Linked DNA regions of Homo sapiens: region 2 is linked to region 1. Evidence: read pairs that join two places in POLR2A ChIA-PET (ENCODE). Cell type or tissue: GM12878. All regions are shown on one strand. Links, peaks and the distances in the headings refer to the core of each region. The heading gives the core; the rest is flanking DNA. Region 1 overlaps CD101-AS1 (CD101 antisense RNA 1). Region 2 overlaps IGSF3 (immunoglobulin superfamily member 3).

Region 1 (2,917 bases), core at 106-2,605:
AAAAGGAGTGAAATACTGATACATGTGCAACATGGGTAAACCTCACAAGCATTATGTAAGTGAAAGAAGACAGAGGCAAGAGACTACATATTACATGACTCCATTATATGAAATGTCCAGAAAAGGCAAACTTATAAAGACAGAAAGCATATCAGAGGTTGCCTTGGGACTAGCTGGGGGTGGCAGTTGGGATTGACTGCACACAGCTTTGAGGAAAGTTTTTGAGTGATAGAAATGTTTTAAAACTGGATTCTGGTGGTGATGGCACAACTTTATAAATTTACTTAAACAATGAATTGTGGGCCAGGTGTGATGGCTCATGCCTGTAATCCCAGCACTTTGGGAGGCCGAGGCGGGTGGATCACCTGAGTTCAGGAGTTCGAGACCAGCCTGGCCAACAGGGTGAAACCCCATCTCTACTAAAAATACAAAAATTGGCCAGGCGTGGTGGCGGGCACCTGTAATCCCAGCTACTCGGGAGGCTGAGGCAGGAGAGTCACTTGAACCCAGGAGGCAGAGGTTACAGTGAGCCAAGATCATGCCACTGTACTCCAGCCTGGCAACAGAGTGAGACTCTGTCTCAAAAAAAAAAAAAAAAGAATTGTGGCCGGGCGCGATGGCTCAAGCCTGTAATCCCAGCACTTTGGGGGGTCGAGGCGAGTGGATCACCTGAGTTCAGGAGTTCAAGACCAGCCTGGACAACATGGTGAAACCCCATCTCTACTAAAAATACAAAAATTAGCTGAGCGTGGTGGCACAAGCCTATAATCCCAGCTACTCAGGAGGCTGAGGCAGGAGAATCACTTGAACCCAGGAGGCGGAGGTTGCAGTGAGCCAAGATCCTACCATTGCACTCCACTCCAGCCTGGGTAACAGACAAGACTCCAACTGAAAAAAATACCTGTACATTTACCAAAAAAAAAAAAAAAAAAAAAGAAGAAGATAAAGAGCCTGCATTGAACCACTTTTGGAATAATATTTTAAGAACAGTGAAATTTGGAATCTAGTACTGAAAAAATATTGGTATAACAAAATAATTTGTAAAGTCTCTTGGCTTTACAAATTATAACCACATTTGTTCTCACTATAGTATCATCCTGATCGAGCCTATGTCAAAGGACAAGTTGAAAACAGTCATATGTTTGAAAGGCACAAAATGAAATGAAATGAAATTGAATTACCATTATATATCTTCAAACAAAAAGAATGAAACAGAGGAGGGTGGGCCTCAGTTTGGTTTTTATGTTACTAGGCTGCTACCTAGTGGTCATTTATAAAATGGCAGGACTTGGGTTTTTGGTTTTTGTCTTGGATTTGTTGAGCCATGTCTCTACACCACAGCAAATACCTAAACACTTACCGATGTGTGGGTTAAATATCTGAATGCATTGCTGAATAATTTATGCTTTATAAAAATACTATAGGCTGGGCGCAGTGGCTCAGGCCTGTAATCCCAGCACTTTGGGAGGCCGAGGCAGGTGGATCACCTGAGGTCTCAGGAGTTCGAGACCAGCCTGGCCAACATGGCGAAACCCCATCTCTACTAAAAATACACAAAATTGCTGGGCGTGGTGGTGGGTGCCTGTAATCCCAGCTACTTGGGAGGCTGAGGCAGGAGAATTGCTTAAACCTGGGAAGTGGAGGTTGCAGTGAGCCGAGATCACGCCACTGCACTCCAGCCTGGGCGACAGAGCGAGACTCCGTCTCAAAAAAAAAAAGAAGAAGAAGAAGAAGAAAAAATACTATAGTGGCAAGAACTGGATTGAAAGTTCTGAAAAATGGCCTTTAGTCCCTGATTGGCTGCTGTCAGCTTTGTGACTTTGAGCCAGGTCAAAATTAATCCATGGGGACTATCCGGTTCCAAAGTTTTAGGAGCAGCTCTGTAAGGTAAGTTGGCCTTGGGGCCACCTCCTTAACTGCTCTAAACTTTAGTATCTTCATCTTAAAAATGGGGATAAAAAATCCCATCCCTAGGCTAGTTGTGACAATTAAATGTGACAATGCATATAAAAGTACTATCTCAGAACACACCTCAGGAAAAGTTAGAATATGACTTTCCCTCTCAGAATGTGCCTAATAGGGAACAATCTTTTATCTGCCAATTAAAATTACTCCTTCCCATCCTATCCCAAAGCAACAAGCAAAAACACCAGAAGTTCAGAAAAGTAAATATGATTCTTAGAATGATCTGCTCATTTGAAACATAAATTTGAACAATTTAATTTAAAAAATAATCAATAAAGCATAGCCGCTAGAATTTTACAAATCACTTGAAACTTGGAATTGCTGATTATTTTAAAACAATAAGGTAGTGACCGAGATGTCAAAAGGTGAATGTTCTAGCTCATCCTCTCACCACTGGTATCTTATGGAGGTCTGACATGTTTAATGTATGCCAGCCAGCACAATGCTGACCACAGAAAGTATAATTCTTTCATTTTCCTAGGAATTAAGCTCCACTTTTGTGGGGTTGGACTTGTTCCTGGGTGTGTTGGCTCACACCTGTAATTTCAGCACTTTGGGAGGCTGAGGCAGGAAGACTGCTTGGGCCTAGTAGTTTGAGACCAGCCTGGGAAACACAGCAAGACCTCCTCTCTACAAAAAAAAAAAAAAAAAAAAAAAAAATCAAAAAATTAGTTAGGTGTGGTGGCACAAACCTGTGGTCCCAGCTACTCCAGAGGCTGAGGTGGGAGGATTGCTTGAGCTTGAAAGGTTGAGGCTAGAGTGAGCTATGATTACACCACCGTACTCCAGTCTGGGTGACAAAGCACGACACTATCTCAAAAAAGAAAAGAAAAATAAATAAAAATAAAATGAGTGTCTGTGCTACCCCAGAATTATATTTTATTTTTGAGACAGGGGCTCACTCTGTCATCCAGGCAGAAGCACAGTGGTTCAATCATGGCTCACAGAAGCC
Region 2 (2,917 bases), core at 244-2,743, 470 kb before region 1:
GGTGAGAAACCTCTGAAAAGCAAGAGTAAACTTTTAAAACTGATCATATGGTGGCTAGAAAATGCTGGGCCACCAACTACAAAAGAACTGCAGGGGAAAGCCAGTTTAATCTGTTCATGTGTTAGCCCTACGAATTGTAGTCCAACATCCTTACAAAAACCCACACAGGTTCCTTCTCAGGTTGGGAATGGAACTGATATGACATCAGTAAAGAAAAGACTGCCAGACAAGGTGGCTCACGCCTGTAATCCCAGCACTTTGGGACGCCGAGGTGGGTGGATCGCTTGAGGCCAGGAGTTTGAGACCAGCCTGGCCAACACAATGAAACCCCATCTCTACTAAAAATACAAAAATTAGCCAGGTGTGGTGGTGTGCGCCTGTAATCCCAGCTACTCGGGAGGTGAAGGTTGCAGTGAGCTAAGATCGTGCCATTGCACACTCCAGCCTGTGCAACAGAGTGAGACTGTCTCAAAAAAAAGAAAAAGAAAAAGAAAAAGAAAAGATTGCTACTGATGGAACTGGGTGCTTTGAAAACTCAGCCAAGCAGAGTCTCCTCCAGTAGAAAAATGTCTTTAATGACAGCATGCCCCGATGGCATGCTTGTAATTTCACAAGGGCCCAAATGAGTCTATCAGGACCAGAGGTATCTAGAAGCTGTGACACTATGAATGCACAATAGCACCTCAGGAATGAGACTTCTGAGTGACATCAGAGGAGGGGAGGTTGGGCACTTTCACTCATTACTTTCTACACACTTCAATACTGCCTGAATGTTTTACAACATTCATGATTACTTTTGTAATTAAAAAGTCAGAAAATATAAAATAACAAAATATATTTTAAATAACCATTCTCCCTTTCTCCCTCCCCATCCAAAAAATACATATGTAAAAGAAGATATTGACTCTGGTTGTCTCAGGGTTGAAAGGTTATTTTCTTTGTTGAGTTTTGTTTTTTTGGGGGGGATTTTTGTGTGTGTGTGTGTGTATGTATTTTCCAAAAGCTCTGTAAGTGTAGGCTTTCTCAGCAGGGAAAAGGAAAGAACTAGAAGCAGAGAAAAAAGAAGAAAGAAAACAACACAAAGAAAGAAACGAGGAAAGCTGTTTTACTCGGTGTCCTCTGAGTTCCATGTTTACGGTGTTAAAGTTCACTGTAACAGAGACTTCACTAAATGTGTTGAGGGGGGTCCTTCTAGTCCTTCCGCACTGTCCCACTTAGCTTGATTGTAGTCTCAGAGAGGGAAATCCCCTCAATAAATTTAGGATCCTCCAAGAATCTCTTGGTTTCAGTACAAATGAGGAAAGGAAAAAATGGTGATGACTAGAGTGGAAATGCAGAGTGGTGGGGGTGATCATGTTCTTTCAGTAGAGAAAATAATCAGAACTGAAAACAGATGAAAAATAGGAACCAAAAGAACACTGGTGGGCCTAATGACAACCTTCAATGTTCAAAAGCCCCAGGGACTGGCCTGAAGTCAGGACATATGTCACCGAAAATGCCAATGGGAATCACTTCAGACCAGAGCTTCCTGTTTAATGCACCAGCAGAGGTTAGCAGAAAATGCCACCGAGAGGCCAGTGAGAATCTCTGGAAATATAATAACCTCAGGCAAAGGAGGGGAACAGACTCACTGCATTCAGCAGGGCACAGGCCACATGTGGAGTTTGGTATCGGGTTCCACTGGCTTACTGAATAGGCCTCCTTAGGAGACAAGCAATAGTGAAGAAAACCAAGTCCCTATGCTTACTCAGGAGGCTTCAATTCTAGTAGAAGAGATAGAAAACAAATGTGTGTGTGTGTATATATATATGTATTCTAGTATAAAAATAATAAGACATAGTAACTGATAAGTCAATTATAAGTAAATACTTCATAATTACTTATATATGAATAAGTAAATTAACAGAATGTCAGGTGGTGATATGTGTTGTGAAAGGGCCGGGGAAAGGAAATCTAGAGTGATGAGGGGGCTACATTTAAGTTAAAATGAGCTAGGAATCCCCCTTCACGGAAGAGCAAGACAAATGAATATCTATGGCCAACATGTTCCAGGCTGACAGAACAATAAGTACAAAGGCCTTAGGGTGATCAAGGAAAGCAACCATTTATTCCTTATTCAACCAATATTTACTAAAAGTACCATGCCAGTGGCTGAAGATATAAGACACAGCCCTGTCCTCAACATGCTTACAGAGTAGTACAGAAGAAATGCAAACCATTATTAGGCTATGTGTTTTAGAAGGGACCCCTACTGGTATGGGAGAAATCAGGGTAGGCTTCTTGGAGGTGGTGCTGAATGAAGTCTTAGGGATGGAGTGAAGACAAGGGAGAAGCAGCAGGAAAAACACATTTCAGACAATGAGGGCAGCACAAGCGAAGGCACGGAGATGAGGCTCTGGGTGGCAACACAGCACCCCCCATGGCCCATCAAGAAGGACAGGCAGTGACAACAACGAATTGCAGGGATGTGAGAATGAGGGGTGGAGAGGCCCTTCAGGCTACACTATGTGAGAAGTTGAAAGGACTAGAGATCTTTAACAGAGAAGGGGCATACATTTCATGTATTTGAAAGGAAATGACGCAGACTTCTCTTTGGTTGTTCCAGGGGCAGATCTAAAAAGGGAAATTACAGGAAAGTGAACTTTTTAACAATCAGAGCTGCCCAAAAATGGAACTGAGGCTTGCGGACTGAATAGCTCTCCCTCCCTGGAAGCATTCTGGCAGAGGTTGAGTGCCACCTGTGAGGGAGAGGAATAAGGGCTACACCATGGGATCAAGGAAGGGCCAGAGGAGGAATGATTCAGTTTGGAGATAGGAAAGGCTTGTCTGGGCGGGCTGGGAGCTAAGGAAGAAGGGGGATGCAGATGCATAAAACCAGAAAATGCCTTCTAGGTAGGAACTCTGGGTGTGGAGCTGG

The links. ChIA-PET counts read pairs that join two places held together with the same protein. Peaks named below come from ENCODE experiments on the same cell type or tissue, not always from the same donor. Only the 100,000 strongest peaks of a DNase experiment are listed, where the experiment ranks them.
Region 2: POLR2A ChIA-PET joins it to region 1 with 11 read pairs; 8 of 35 experiments call an interaction of 5 or more read pairs at or near these places.

What each region holds. Positions count from the first base shown.
Region 1 is chr1:117,054,270-117,057,186 of GRCh38, forward strand. All of the region lies in intron 1 of CD101-AS1 (CD101 antisense RNA 1), which reads right to left. Among named protein-coding and RNA genes, the nearest start is that of CD101-AS1, 3.8 kb to the right of the region's middle. In GM12878, for the core only: a CTCF peak has its summit at 1,264 (motif pointing left); a DNase peak (open chromatin) is centred at 1,232.
Region 2 is chr1:116,585,420-116,588,336 of GRCh38, forward strand. The region is part of intron 8 of IGSF3 (immunoglobulin superfamily member 3); the gene reads right to left. Among named protein-coding and RNA genes, the nearest start is that of CD58, 16 kb to the left of the region's middle. In GM12878, for the core only: no CTCF peak of the experiment used is centred there; no DNase peak of the experiment used is centred there; H3K27ac peaks cover 1,526 bases.